Regions from separate parts of the Homo sapiens genome. Here region 2 is linked to region 1. A link is a contact called in ENCODE Hi-C data. All regions are on one chromosome and are shown on one strand. Each heading gives the region's core, a stretch centred on a gene start or an enhancer-like site at or near the end of the contact. The rest is flanking DNA. Distances are from core to core; before and after follow the strand shown.

The links. A loop is a pair of places that touch in the nucleus more often than their neighbours do. Pooled maps may share reads with other maps.
Region 2: a loop to region 1 is called in a map with no recorded cell type, with 5 times the contacts of the local background. The contact joins the promoter of GPR25 here to the promoter of PTPRC in region 1. A Hi-C loop is called at or near these places in 3 of 37 single-sample maps with no recorded cell type and 4 of 50 pooled maps.

Annotation. Positions count from the first base shown.
Region 1 is chr1:198,635,095-198,642,765 of GRCh38, forward strand. It overlaps PTPRC (protein tyrosine phosphatase receptor type C), which reads left to right and starts at 3,946. Exons shown (of 33, transcript NM_002838.5): 1 at 3,946-4,043; 2 at 4,132-4,247. The coding sequence starts at 4,175.
Region 2 is chr1:200,867,957-200,875,627 of GRCh38, forward strand. GPR25 (G protein-coupled receptor 25) reads left to right here and starts at 5,025. Exons shown (of 1, transcript NM_005298.4): 1 at 5,025-6,222. The coding sequence starts at 5,082. The coding sequence ends at 6,167. RefSeq lists an enhancer at 5,077-5,719.

The sequences.
Region 1 (7,671 bases), core at 2,696-5,195:
AGAGAGACCCTGGTTAAAAAAAAAAAAAAAAAAAAAAAGTCGTCTGGGAGCGGTGGCTCACACCTGTAACCCTAGCACTTTGGGAGGCCAAGGTGGGCAGATTGCCTGAGCTCAAGGAGCTCAGACCAGCCTGGACAACATGGTGAAACCCCATCTTTACTAAAATACAAAAAGTTAGCTGGGCATGGTGGTGCGTGCCTGTAGTCCCAGCTTCTGGGGAGGCTGAGGCAGAAGAATCACTTGAACCCAGCAGGCGGAGGTTGCAGTGAGCTGAGATCGTGCCACTGCACTCCAGCCTGGGCGACAGAGCTGAGACTGTCTCAAAGAGACAAAAAGGGCAGACAGAGGAAGAGGACCCAATATGGCAACTGTTGAGGAAAAGCCAATAAGGGTTAAGGAAATTTAAATTTGTAGGTAATGATGTTTTGGAAGCTGACAAAACATAATGGTTAGAGAAGGAAAGATTTTGTTTAATGCTACTAAGAAGTCACATAATATGAGGGTAGAGAAACAAATGATGGTATAAAATCTGGCAACATGGAGACGATTGGTAAGAAAATTCAAGAACAATGTTTATAATGCTTCATAACTTCCTCATAGCTCTTAGGGTAAATACATATTCTTGGAACCTGCAAGGCCTGGCAAGATTTGGCCATCATCTCCCTCTGAAACCTCCTTATTTTCCAGGCTCTGCTTCTTTCTACATCAGCCTCACATCTCTTCCTGTTCCTTGAACACAGTCTCCTCCTTTAAATTTATTATTTCTGCCTAGAATACTTTCCTTCTCCTCATACTCATTTAACTTATTTTCTTCAGGTCTAGCTCCATTGCTTTTTATTCCAGGAAAACTTCCCAACCTCCAGAATAGACCAAATATCCTATTATATGCTTAAATCACAGTGTGGAAGTATTGCCTTTGTGATGAAAGTGTCATGATGACTGGATAATTAATTATTGTGTCTTCCACTAAAGTGTAGATAGGAAAGAAAGCATGCCTGTTTTTGCTCACCATTTTTTCCTCATGTCAGGTAAAATGACTGGATTACATTAGGAACTTGCTCTGTATTTGTTGAATGAATGAGTGAATGAATGCATGAACAAATGAGTAACATCTGCCTCTGTAGTTAACTTGTAATCTGTTTCTGTCTTTATATAACCTCTACTGTAGGTAGCCTTAAAAATCTGGAAAATGACTTTATTGATTTAAGTAAATATTAAGTTTTTAAGCTTTTAAAAATCTATTGTAAGTTGATTAACTATGATTATTTTGAAATTTTCTTCATCAAAATTTGAGATGACTTTGGATACATACTGTTTTCAGCTACTCAACAAGTGCCATTGTATTTACTATGTATGAAATCTGGTGTTACTTCCTGCCCATTTCCTAGACTCAGTTGTTCTTTGCAAAATACCCATTTATCAGCAACCAGCCCACCCTCCCTCTGGGAATCAGTGAGAGTGGATCACATCAGTATGTCATAAATACTCCTCCTGTTTTCTTTGAGAGTTTTCTGCTGATGCAAGCGGAAGGCTTGGATGCCAGGCCTGTATGTGATACAGTAGAAATTTCCCCAGATGCCCTGTGGAAAGACAAGCTGCTACCCGGAGTCCTTCCTGGATGTCTGGCTTAGTGTAGTATACCATCAAGGACAACCTGGCTCTGTCTCCTAACAAGCTGCTAGGGCCTTCCCTCTTGCCTACCCTCCTGACAGCCTGGACCTCAGGCTAACAAACCTCTGGGTTGCCACTGTCTCCATTCTGAGCCATCAGAATTGTATATACATTCATCTGCTGATGTCTCTGTATTTCAAGCTGTATGTCTTTACACCTTTATAATACACAGTACAGATTTTGCTGCTTAAAATTCTAGTATTTCCTATAGACACTAAACTCAATTTTAACACAATGAATATGTTAAAACATTATATATGTGTTGGATTAACACATATAATGCAACTCATTTGTTGCTAATCTATCTTGGATTCCTTGGGTAGAATCTGTCTTCTCACCTGTCTGAAATGGAATTGAATCTCCTAACTTCTTACTATTTTTTTAAAGCCACAAATCCCTTTTAAAATGTCCGTTTAAGGCTGCTAAACTCACATTGTTATAGAGTATATTTTATATACTTTTCTTCCTTTTAAAAGATCATATACACTTTTCTCCTGGCCTCTAATTTTGCCAAATATTCTGCCATAACAGCAAGCTCACAGAACACAAGTATTTGCTTAAAGATATTTAAAGCAAATCCCCAAAGAGTTTTCTGTTGCAAATGTATTTTAAGACATAGGCTGAGGAGCTGAGTATTCAAATCCATGAGTTCTGACACTGATGTTTTATTAGGCCTACCCACATGAAAATTAGTGCTTACTTGCACAGTTATCTTATTTAAAAATACATTTGCAAAAAGAGAATAATTTCATTTTCACTGATTCAAAGGTCTATCTTTTCGAGTATTATAAACTTACATAGTACAAAAAGATTGGTAAAAGGGATGAGAAAAATAAAGGGCAATAGTAAGGTGAGTAAGGAAAGCAAAATTAAACTTGGAGACTTGGGTTCTAAATATAGCTTGTCTACATCCTAGCTGCAAGATCTTAGGCAACTCAACTAACCTCTCTGAACATCACAGATAAAATGGGGAATAATAACATTATCTAGCTCAAGGGTATCGTACAAATTATACAATATATGTAAAGTGCAAAGCATAGTTCCTGCACATAGTAAGTGCTCCATAAGTTAAATATAATAATAATCATAGTAAAATAATATTCTTAACTACAATCTTATTAAAAGGTTATTACCTAGAGTTTAAGCTGTGGGGTTATTTCCATTTGCACAAAGTGTGATAGAAATTTGGCTCTGTAGTTCCTAGCAGCCAATGTAAGAGTAAAACAAAAAAGTTTGTAAGTATCAAAAGATTTATTTACTTAAATATAAGAACCCTACAATAATGCTTCCAAACTAGGGTTTGCAGAATTACCACAAGGGCTCTGTCTGTCTAAAAGTCCCCCAAGCATTATCTATTGTTCAAATAAATGAGTTGCACATGTGTGTACTTTTATTTTTAAAGGCATATAGATATTGTATTAATAAAACCAATTCATCTAATTGTATTGTTGAATTTATACTTTTTGCCAGTAAGCATTTTCCTAATAGATGGACTTAACTAAGAACATCAGAATGGTGAAGAGCATTGTGTTAATACAATTCATTGTCTTATTTGTTAAAAAAGTTGAAAAAGTATTGCTGAGAAAAAGGAAACAAGTTAACTTTTGTTAAAGGTATCTCTTGGTTTTCACTGTCCTTTCCCTCATCAGTAGCGCCAAGAACATCTTAAGTCACAGAAACATTAGTTTTTGGAAGCAGGGTTTGCTGTAACTATAGTAGAAATGACATTCTGATTCCACTCCTAGCTTCACAAGGATATCTGTGAAAGATTTGGGGCAAAACTGTTAAGCTGTCTGAAAGTGCTTTTGCATAAGAAATGGGTTTTACTGCTAAAACTGTCATATTGCTGAGTTTTGAATGCCCTAATGGTAAATGATACTGGGTTGCCAAAAATAACCAGATTAGTAGTTTTTTCATTCATTTGGCCGTCTCAGTAAGTCAAATATTGATACTTTCTACTAAGTCATCTTGCCAACACCCATTTTGTTATACTTATGCTGAATCTGTTTGTCATCTCTTAAGTAAGAAAATTATTGATTATTTTGTGGGGATTTAATTTAAAAAAAATGGTAATGGATACTGTAAAGGAGCATTATTTGGATGGTTTAAAAACATCTTCCTTGATGGGAAAATCTTTTAAAAGGCTTTCTAACTTGGTGTAATTACTTGAATTAAGGAAGTGCAATGCCATTCTACTGACTTAGAACAACTTTTTTGACTTCCTGCAAAGAGGACCCTTACAGTATTTTTGGAGAAGTTAGTAAAACCGAATCTGACATCATCACCTAGCAGTTCATGCAGCTAGCAAGTGGTTTGTTCTTAGGGTAACAGAGGAGGAAATTGTTCCTCGTCTGATAAGACAACAGTGGAGAGTATGCATTTATTTATTTACTTTTACATTTTTGATTCGTTTTTACAGAGAAAAACTTCTACAGAGATAACAATTATTTTGCTTTTCAGAAGGACGCATGCTGTTTCTTAGGGACACGGCTGACTTCCAGATATGACCATGTATTTGTGGCTTAAACTCTTGGCATTTGGCTTTGCCTTTCTGGACACAGAAGTATTTGTGACAGGTAAGTACAAGGATATTAATATTTTTTAAATTATTTTTTCTCTTTTGGAGGAATGTTTGAAATAGACATAAAAATAATTTAAATGTGTTGGTAACTGGAAGTGAGAAGCCTGCTGTAAACCATCAAGATTGTTGTCTCAGGGAGACATAGCTAGTTGTGTGACAGAATACATTGTTTCTGTTTACAAAGACATAAATGTTTCGGGACAAAAAATACAATTTTAAAAGGAAAGCAATGTCTATCTGTATCTTTATTTACAACTGTTCAAAGATATTACAAAAGCAACATTATTACTTAACTTCCAAAGTGACAATAACACACATTTATAAAAGCCTGAGAATTTTTTAATGATAAAATAAGTGAGTTTTTATTCTTTTAACAAATTTGATCTTTTAAAAAGTCATAAAACAGCTTTGGTTGTATGTAAGCCACTCCCTCTTTTCAGACCTGAAGTTTGCTTCCTCAAATTTTGAATTTAATTGACATATTTTATTGAATACTTGGGTATATAATAGTTCAAAAATATATTGAGATATTTAGTAAAATATTAACTTTCTGCAATTTTTATCACAGAATGTATTTTAAATCAAGTTTTTAGTTTCTTGTTAATAGTTTTAATACATTTTTGCTTTAGAAATTCTTGTGGAGCCACCGCCCTTCCTGGGTGGTGGGTAAATATTACAGCCTTGATGAGATAGAAATATTTAAACTCTTAAAAATCATGCAAATGCTGTATTCAGTAGGAAAATGCAACTAGTTGGACTTCCAGTGCCTATTAAAGTTTGAAATCTTTGCACATTTATGGTCTATTCAATGGATAGTTCTTGAGCGGCGTCAATATGAATCATGAGTACATTTCAATAGATTATAGAATGTAACTAATAATTAATATTTAATATTTCTCTTTATGATGTAGTATCTAAAAGGACATTGAAAATAAAATTTTTGTAGAAATTCCAAAAAGTATAAAAAGTATTTTAAAACAACTTGCTTATTACAATTCACTTTGAAGTCTTTTTTTGACTTTTACCGTTCTTCTTTCCTCTGAAAGTCAGGGAAGTAGCTACCTCTTGAGCATGTTACATTGACAATTTCTATTTGGAGAGGAAAGAAAGAGGAAAGAAAAACAACATAAGATTTTTGTTGTTGTTGTTGTGGCTGTTTTGCTTTTTATTGCAAAGGTGAATTTTTTAAAAATCTATATATTTGCAGCATTTGTCTTAGTACAGAAAATGTTTATCAAGTTACCATCCCTTTAAAGCTTATGATAATAAAAAGTAAATTATAAAGAATAATAATCTCAATGAAGTGATATATGTATATTATCACAAATCAGAACAGATTTTCATTTAAAATTCCCACTCAGGAAATGTCGAAAAGCATTTTTAAATGAGCATAAAGAAATACTGAGACATTTTGTAAGCCAGAATATTTTTCTTCTCTTCATATTCATTTAACTTCTATTATTTTCTTCAGGTCTAGCTCCATTGCTTTTTATTCCAGGCAAACTTCCCAACCTCCTGAATAGACCAAATATCCTATTATATGCTTAAATCAGAGTGTGAAATATTTCCTTTGTGAATAAAAATTCAACTCATTCTATTACAGGATGTTTTTTTAACCATAAGACACATCTTTGAATTTATAATTGAAATAATATGATGGGGTCTAGAAACCTTTATATCAACTTTGCTGAATGATTTATACCATAGCAAATAAATGGATATACATAAATTTATTTTGAAAACTCAACTTTATCTTCAGTTGCTCACATAAATATTGAGAGCAAACATTTTTCTAAAAGACATTTGTAGACTCCCTGAGATATATGCTTATTTGTGGAAAAACATATACAGATATAATCATTTGTATCTGCAAATATTGTTTATAATCCTTTCAAGTTGCAAGAAACATTTTGTGATTTAATGTATAATTTGGAAAATTCTTAATGCTTTAAATTATTTATTTTTCTTTTTTAGCAACAAATGAGTTGGATTCTATGTTTCATTTTAACGTGTTAAAATTAGTTTAGTGCCTACAGGAAATAATAAACTTTTGGGGAACAAAATTTATATTGTATGCTGTAAAGGCATAAAGAAATAGAGCCAAATGTAGAGAGCCATCAATGGTAACTCTATGCATAATTCAAATATTTTATTTAATATCTAAAATGCACACACGGACAAGGCCAAAGTTAATCTTTGCCACGGCAACAACCAGGCAGGGTTCAGTTTTACTCAAGACTTCCTAATCCTCTTGCTCTGTGCCTCTTTGCCATGGCAACTGGAAGCCAAACTTTGTTTAGAATTTCTAAATAATGTTAGGGGACAATGATGGTTTTAAGAAGGCAGGTGAAGGTGAGTGTTCTCTGGTTCTAATAAAGTTGTAATGCCAGGCAGATCTACCACACTATAGCATGGCAGTTAGGAGTATATGAGTTATGGTATGTGAGGTATATGATGAGTTTTGTTATGAGTCATAACAGTTAAGACTCATTTCCTGGACATAATTCTTCATTTTTCCATCTGTATTAAAAATATATATCTCATGTTATAAACATGGACTGTGCCTTGCACATCACAGACATTCAATGAAAATTATTTAATTGAATTTGGTAAGCAGTCCTATTAAGTTCTAAATACTCCATAATTTAGAGATTTGGGAATGTGATTAGAATTACTTATTAATTTGAAAAAAAATGTCCTACTAAAAACCTGCCTGTGACCTTTATCATTGCTAAAGTTTGAAATGTACTTTGTTACAGGAAAGACTACGGCTAGGGCCTATATTATCTTTTTCTCTTTTGTTCTGTGTAAGTAAGTATAGGGGCAGAGTAGTTAGCTTGAACTTAGTTCTTTCTTTGTTCTGGACTATTTGCTATCCTCTCACCAGTGACAATTAACCAGTATAGAAATATAGATGTTTCTACATTGTTCATATACTTGAACATATATTTCTTTATGTAGATACTCACACATAAACTAGTTATATATTTGTGGGTTATATATACTAGTCAATCTATCTATCTGTCTATCTATCTATCTATCTATCTATCTATCAGTTCTCCATGTTTGTCTATTTGGCGTTCCCATGAACTTCAGACCTTCGCCTGTGTTCTCTTTTCTCCATTTGGTTACGTATCATTGCCTACTATGTGTTGATCACTCTGATTCTCCATCTCTAGACTCATCCCTCAGAAACACGGAACTTACTACCTTTCCTAAATCCAGACATTAACATGCTCCCCAAGTCCTGAAATTTTGCTTTGTAATAATCTCTAATAACTTCTTGCTTTGACACCTCCATTGCCATCATCTTAATTCATGGCTTTATTATTTCTCACCTGTAAAATTGTAATAGTTTTTTTAATCAGTCTGAAGTCTCATCCTTTTTTTAATGTAATCTACAGCTTAAAAAGTAAAAT
Region 2 (7,671 bases), core at 3,775-6,274, 2.2 Mb after region 1:
CAGCTTCTCAGGAGGCTGATGCAGGAGGATTGCCTGAGCTGAAGAATTTGAGGCTGCAGTGAGCTATGATCACACTGGGCTACACTGCAGCCTGGGCAACAGAACAAGCCCCTGTCTATTAAAAAAAAAAAAAAAGAAATGCATATAATAAAAAAAAGAAATGCATATAATAAATTCTATGTCACAACACAGAGCAAGGTTTTAAAAATATATATTTTAAATTTAATAAATGATGTTAGGAAAGCTGGATAGAAATATGAAAACATCGATTACACACCAGGTAAATTTTAAAATACTAATGAAAATTATTTTTTAATGACAGACTGAATCTTCTTACATTGTCAAAGAGAAAGTAACATTCTAAACTCTGAAATTGCTAATAGCAACAAATTTGACTATATGAAAATGTCAAACTAAAATAAATAATAGCTAAGAAAAGAATTTGGAAAAATATTTGAATCAAGTGGAATAAATCATGACTCATCCTAAATATATAGTTTGTACAAATTAATAAGAAATACATAGATTATAATAAATATGTGAAGGACATGATTAGAATGGTTCACTTAGGAAATAAATAGATTTTCCATCTTATTTATAAACAAGTGCAAATTGAAATGAGGTACCATTTTACCTCACTGCCTATTACAATGGAAAATATATGTTACCGATGAACATCTCTAAGAAGACTGTGTTGAACCTTATACTCTCATACAATGCCAGTGACATTCTAAACTGCTAATCACTGTAAACATTTGTATCAAGCAATAAAAATTTTCATTGCCTTTGTTACAAAATTTGTATTTATAACGTGTTTTACAACATATTTATATAAATGTTATATTTATACATATTTATATAAATATGTTATATTTGTACATATTTATATGTATATAAATACATATTTATATGTACTTATACAAGAGCATTTATGTTATAAAAACAATATAAAAAAGTCATAAGTGCAATTATTCATTACAAATTTCTATAACAGTTAAAAATACTAGAAACATCCTAAATATCCATATTTAAGGGTTTAGAAAATTAAGCAACATAGACTCATGTGGATTTATATGATATTAATTGAGAATACTGTGTACACTCTAATTACAGATACGACTTTGAAACACCTGTGTAAAAAATGTGAAGAATATCTGAAATGGAATATTTAAAAATAGAAAATCTAAAAATAATGAGATTACAAATAAATACTTTTGAAAATGTCCTTCACTGGCTAAGTTTGGTTGTGTAGGGGTAGCAGGTCCAAGATGACGACTACTTCTTTATTCTGTAATGTATTAGATGGCTTTTATGATTAAACATAAAAAGGCAAATACAATTTACTTAAAATGTTAAGATTCTTTGTACAGAAAAATTAAAATTAGAAAAAATAAGTTATAAGAACTTAAATATAACCTGTAAAGGGGCAGAAATAAACCTACTCTCGAAAACAATTTAGCCCGAAGCATTGGATATTTATTTAAAGTATCTCCTCTGTTTTCAGGCTTGTGCTAATCACCCTGATGAGTAGAAAGAAGCTCCCCCTCGCCCTGAGAAGTTCATAATCCCATGGGCAAGGCAAGACGGAGCCACGTAACAGTTGCCCTGGCTCCAGCAGTGCAGAGAGAGGAAGTCCTCTTAGGGATGGAGGTTAGAGAAGGCTCCCAGGGGTGGGATGGAGGAAGAGGGAAGACTTCTTCTGCTTTGTCCACACCTGTTAGAGAGCATGGCCAGGATTCCCAGCCTGTAAGGGTGAGTGTTTCTATTAGTTGACTTGTGTGTAATCCTGTGGGGAGTCCTCCTGAAGGGTGAAAGAGCAGTCTTGTGAAGTTGGCCTTGGTCACTGAAACCGGGCTGGGCACCCCAGGAGACCGGGCCTAAGGCAGTGTCCCTGGCTCTGACCTTTGCTGTTTCTTCTCATCCAGACAAGTTCAGTAAGGCCCATGGACAGCACCCAGGCCTCAGCAGAGAAAATTCAGCATATGCTCTGGGCCACAGACTTCCCTTGGGTATGAGATGATGGCCCAGGAAGCAAGTAGCTCTGTGATTTTTAAAATAACCTACTTCTACTTCCCCTCAACCCCCTTCCTATATTCCCCTCTTGGTCTGCTTGCCCCATTCTTTGTTTTCACCCGGCGGCTTCTCTGCTGTTCATCTCTAGCTTTCAGGATCACTCACACTCTCTGAGCCCGCAGACTGAGGTGTGCCTGAAGGGGTGAAGTCCAGCAACACTGGGTCTGTCTCTGATGGTCTCTGGGCTCTGGCAGGCAAGCACTGCCCCTGCTAGCCTTCTAGGGGAGGAGGCTGCAGCCCCCTACTCCACCCCGGATGTGGGCACCGCTCACCAGCAACCACATGCTCAGACATTAGAAAAGCGGCTCTGGGGTGGGTCTTCAGGGGAAAACCAAGCCCGGAGGCTGAAAAGCCAGTGAAGGGAAGGTCCAGACCATTCATTCCCTAGGCTCTTCTCTTCCCTGCCCATCTTGTAATTGGTGTGGGAGAAATTCTTGACAGGAGCAGCCTAAACACTGCATACCCAACCCTCTGTGAGCTCTAGGACCATTTTCTTTTTGAGATGGAGTCTCGCTCTTTCACCCAGGCTGGAGTGCAGTGGCTTGATCTCAGCTCACTGCAACCTTTGCTCCTGGGTTCAAGCGATTCTCCCACCTCAGCCTCCTGAGTAGCTGGGACTTGCGCGTACCGTGCCCGGCTAATTTTTGCATTTTTAGTAGAGACAGGGTTTCACCATGTTGGCCAGGCTGGTCTCGAGCTCCTGACTTGAAGTGATCTACCCACCTCGGCCTCCCAAAGTGCTGGGATTAGATGTGAGCCACTGCGCCCGGCCTCTAAGACCATTTTCCAAATCCTTCCTGGGGATCTCCGTGTGCCAGAGGGACCCTGAGCGAGGGTGACCTTATGTCCCAGTTTGCCCAAAATAGTCCTGGTTTACGGCCCAGGTTAATTCTGATAGTGCCCCTTTCACTCTCAGAAACATCCTGGTTAGATGATAAATTATTTCATGACCCCACTTCAACATCAAACTGAACACATACACACATGTGCCTCTCTGTGTTCTTGGCAGTTAAGGGGACAGCGTCCATATAGTCCCTAAGCAGAGAAACCCCAGGCTTATCTTTGACTCCTCTTTGTGAGACCTATGATGTTACAATTATCTCTTGAATATACCCTCCCATTTCTGTCCCCACTGCTCATGATCTATTTCAGACACAAATAATTACAACCTACTATGGGGTCTCCCTGGCTTGAGCCTCTCCCTTCTCCATAGTTCTGCCAGCGATCTTTTCAAAACACAGATCGATGCCTCCTGGCTCCCCATGACCTATAGATTGAAATCCAAATCCCCTCATGATCCTTTCCTGCTTCATCTCCTGCCCCCACCTTCCTACCCTGGGCTCTGGCAGACTGCTTGTCCCCTGAAAAGCCCACATTCCTACTCATTTTGGTATACTTGTTCCCTTTACTCCCTCCTCCGAGTCTGACCCTTTCTTCTCTTTTCTGCTGCTCTTATTTGACTTTCAGCTCCTTCCTGGGACTGATCTCAAGTGTCATCTCCTCGAAGGCCTTTTCTGATTCAGCCCTCCCGTCAAAAATAATCACTCCCCCTCCACTAAACCCTAAGAGGGCTTGGTTTTTAACATTTACTACAATTTGGCCCCTGCATAAGATTACATAAGATTCTGCTTATGTAACCATCTCTCCTGCCTATGCAACAAACTGCGAAGGCCAAGAATGGCATCTCTTGCAGTGCCTGAAACAGTGCCTGCTTCATGGAGGAGTTCATTGTTAACAAGTCTTAATCGAACAAAATTGATAATCCACCTCAAATTTTCCACACCGGGTTGCCCGGCACATCAGCCACTCATACCTGGGAACACTGGGGACAGACTCAGAGGGCACTGTGACATCAGTTCTACCACAATATCTTGTGGAAGGGATATCTGCTAAGAAGAATTCAGATGTAAGTGGCTGCATGCCTCCTTCAGGAGAAAGAGCAAGCTTTCCCTCACCCATCCTCTCCTCCTTAGGTCCCACTGCCTCCTCAGGGTCAGACTTCATTCCCCCTCGTCTTTATGAATCCTCCCCTTACTCTCAGTTTCTCAGTTCAGAAGGGATCTTGCTGCCTCCAAGCTCCTGACTCATAATTTAGGACAACTAATCTGGTGTTTCATTAGGTGTCATCTTTTGAACTGAGCTTACATCTGTGTCTGGCTTGACAGGTTTTTTAGGATAGGAGAAGACAGGGAAGAGGCAGATGTGAATCCCAGGTTTCACCCCTTTCCAGCAGGATGATCTGACTACACCCCTTCCTCGCTGCCTTAAAACCCTTTCGCGTGGCTTCATGAGGACCTGACTGGGTCAGAGAAGCCACTCATAGGGTGAAGACATGAGCCCCACATCTCAGGACGCTAACAACTGCTTGACTGCCCAGGGCGGGCTCCCCCACCCACCCAGATCTGCTGTGTCCCGGCAGTGGAGTCTTTCCTAGGGAACAGGTGGATTTGGGGTGGGGCGTGCCTTAGGCCCCATACTCATAAAATCCCGGGGCTCTGTCTTCTCACCTCTAAAACAGAGAAGACAGCAGCCGGTGGGTGCAGGTGGGAAGGGGTGAAGTGGAGGCTGAGAAGAGGTTAGGGCTCTCGGGCACCCACCACCTCTTGCAACGCGACCCTGAGACAGTGGGGCAAGTATCCCGATTTCACGAACAAAGAAACTGAGCAACTAATAGAGGAATGGGCCACGCTCCTACTGGGAGGCCGGGCAGGTCTCCCAGCCCTGAAGACTTTTCCTCCCAAGATTTAGATGTGAAGCCCCTTTTGCCTGTCCCTGCCCTTACCCCTCGGGTCAGCCCCAAATCGGAGGCCACCATCTCTCTCACAGAAGCCTGCCCCTCCCACCCCATCCCCTCCTCCCTCCCCTCTTTCCTGCCCACCCATTTGCCTCCGGCTTGGGTGGCAGGAAGGGAGGTGCAGGGCCGGGCGTGAAGAGCAAACCCCCTCCTGCTCAGAGCTGCTGCCGCCTGCGCCCAGGGCTGCACTCCGCGCAGGCCTCATAGCCAGGCCATGGCCCCCACAGAGCCCTGGAGCCCCAGCCCGGGGTCAGCGCCCTGGGACTACTCGGGGTTGGACGGCCTGGAGGAGCTGGAGCTGTGTCCGGCCGGGGACCTGCCCTACGGCTACGTCTACATCCCCGCGCTCTACCTGGCGGCCTTCGCCGTGGGCCTGCTGGGCAACGCCTTTGTGGTGTGGCTGCTGGCCGGGCGGCGGGGCCCGCGGCGGCTGGTGGATACCTTCGTGCTGCACCTGGCGGCAGCTGACCTGGGCTTCGTGCTCACGCTGCCGCTGTGGGCCGCGGCGGCGGCGCTAGGCGGCCGCTGGCCGTTCGGCGATGGCCTCTGCAAGCTCAGCAGCTTCGCGCTGGCGGGCACGCGCTGCGCGGGCGCGCTGCTGCTGGCGGGCATGAGCGTGGACCGCTACCTGGCCGTGGTGAAGCTGCTCGAGGCGAGGCCACTGCGCACCCCGCGCTGCGCGCTGGCCTCGTGCTGCGGCGTCTGGGCCGTGGCGCTGCTGGCCGGCCTGCCCTCCCTGGTCTACCGGGGGTTGCAGCCCCTGCCTGGGGGCCAGGACAGCCAGTGCGGCGAGGAGCCCTCCCACGCCTTCCAGGGCCTCAGCTTGCTGCTGCTGCTGCTGACCTTCGTGCTGCCCCTGGTCGTCACCCTCTTCTGCTACTGCCGCATCTCGCGCCGCCTGCGACGGCCGCCGCACGTGGGTCGGGCCCGGAGGAACTCGCTGCGCATCATCTTCGCCATCGAGAGCACGTTTGTGGGCTCCTGGCTGCCCTTCAGCGCCCTGCGGGCCGTCTTCCACCTGGCGCGTCTGGGGGCGCTGCCGCTGCCGTGCCCCCTGCTGCTGGCGCTGCGCTGGGGCCTCACCATTGCCACCTGCCTGGCCTTCGTCAACAGCTGCGCCAACCCGCTCATCTACCTCCTGCTGGACCGCTCATTCCGAGCCCGGGCGCTGGACGGGGCCTGCGGGCGCACCGGCCGCCTGGCGCGAAGGATCAGCTCAGCCTCCTCGCTCTCCAGGGACGACAGTTCCGTGTTCCGTTGCCGGGCCCAGGCCGCGAACACTGCCTCGGCCTCCTGGTAGCTGCCCCGGGCCGCTGGAGGTGGGCGGCAGCGGAGCATCGAGAGGAGGCCAGAGGTCCCGGAGGGGACTGAGCTCCCCAGACGCGCCTGTTCTGGCGGCAGCAAGCTGCTCGGGCCGGCATCGCATTTCCTCGCGCGCTGCCTGGACTCCCAAGGCCTCCTCCATCGGTTTCCCCGGAACCTCAGAACAATTGAACTCCCCTAAACCAGGCTCCTGTGACTAGCTGTTCCCTCTCAGCCTGCAGGGTACCTGAGCTAATTTTGTCCAGTCCAAGATAGGTGCTATGAGATGTAGCAGACAGCAACTCGGAGACCCGCAGATTCACCAAGTAGACAGAAGGGAAGTGGGTTTCCTTCTCTGTCCCATCGGGAAGAGAACCCACCAGAATATCTAACCCAGACCCCCAAATGCCATTCTGATTTCTGGCTGTGCTTTCTCCCGTCTCCCACAATAGCCGTTGCTTTCAGAGAAATACCTTCTCCAAGTCAGACCCCCTGCCCTTCTCACTCACAAAACCCTTGCATTGAATCTGGTGACACTTCTCCCCCTGTGAAGCGGCAGGACTCACCTGGAAGTTGTTCTGGTCTTTCCCTCTGGACAGAAGGTCCTGAAATCGCTCACCAGGCGTTTTTTGAGGTCTCCATCACTCAGCCAGGAACCTCAAAATCTCTGTGAATTCATCTTTCTCAATAAACACTCTTGCTAGCCCTGTCTTGACAACCGTCTTTGCTTGAGCAGTGGGAGTGAAATGCATATCAGGAGGCGGGTCGTACACTGGGTGAGACAAAACTCAACACAGTAGTTGAGGTTGATCTCAGGATGATGAGGATTTGGGGTGGTGTCTGGGAGCATGAGAGCTGGCTGCACTCTGCAGGTGCAGTAATCCCACAGGAGGAAGCAAGTCATTTATTCTTATTTTTAAGGACATTTCACATTTTGAAAATTACCGAAAGAAAATATATTTATATAAGGGCATCTGCCAGCCAAGTGTCACTTCCAAGAGAAGATGTGTCATTTTGGATTTTCAAATATATACCAGGCCCCCCCTTTTTTTTTCTATCTTTTTTCAGACCTTCCAGTACAAACTTGGAGGATTAGCCATTTTCTGACTCTGTCATTTCTCATTTGAGGTTTCTGTAGGGTTTGGAAATTCACTGTTTATACTTTTGATTTAAGAGGATTTGGCCTAAAGACATTTCAGTCAGTGCACATCCTAGCCAGATCCCCACAGGCCAGTCTTGATGTTGCAAGCTCTGGGGGAACGGGTGGGTGTGCACGCACATCAGCACCTCAGCACTAGGTTGGGTCTGAAGGCTGGCATTCTGTCGCAGGCTATCCATCCCATCCCCCCATCAAATACCCCTGTATTCTCTTCAGCATTTGGAGCTGCTTGGATTGAACATCGGCTCTCCTAGGTCAGCCTGCCAAAAAGTGCATCTCTGCATGTTCCTACCATATACTCCAAGAGAGGCAAGCCTTGCAGCCTGTGAGGTCACCTCTGCCA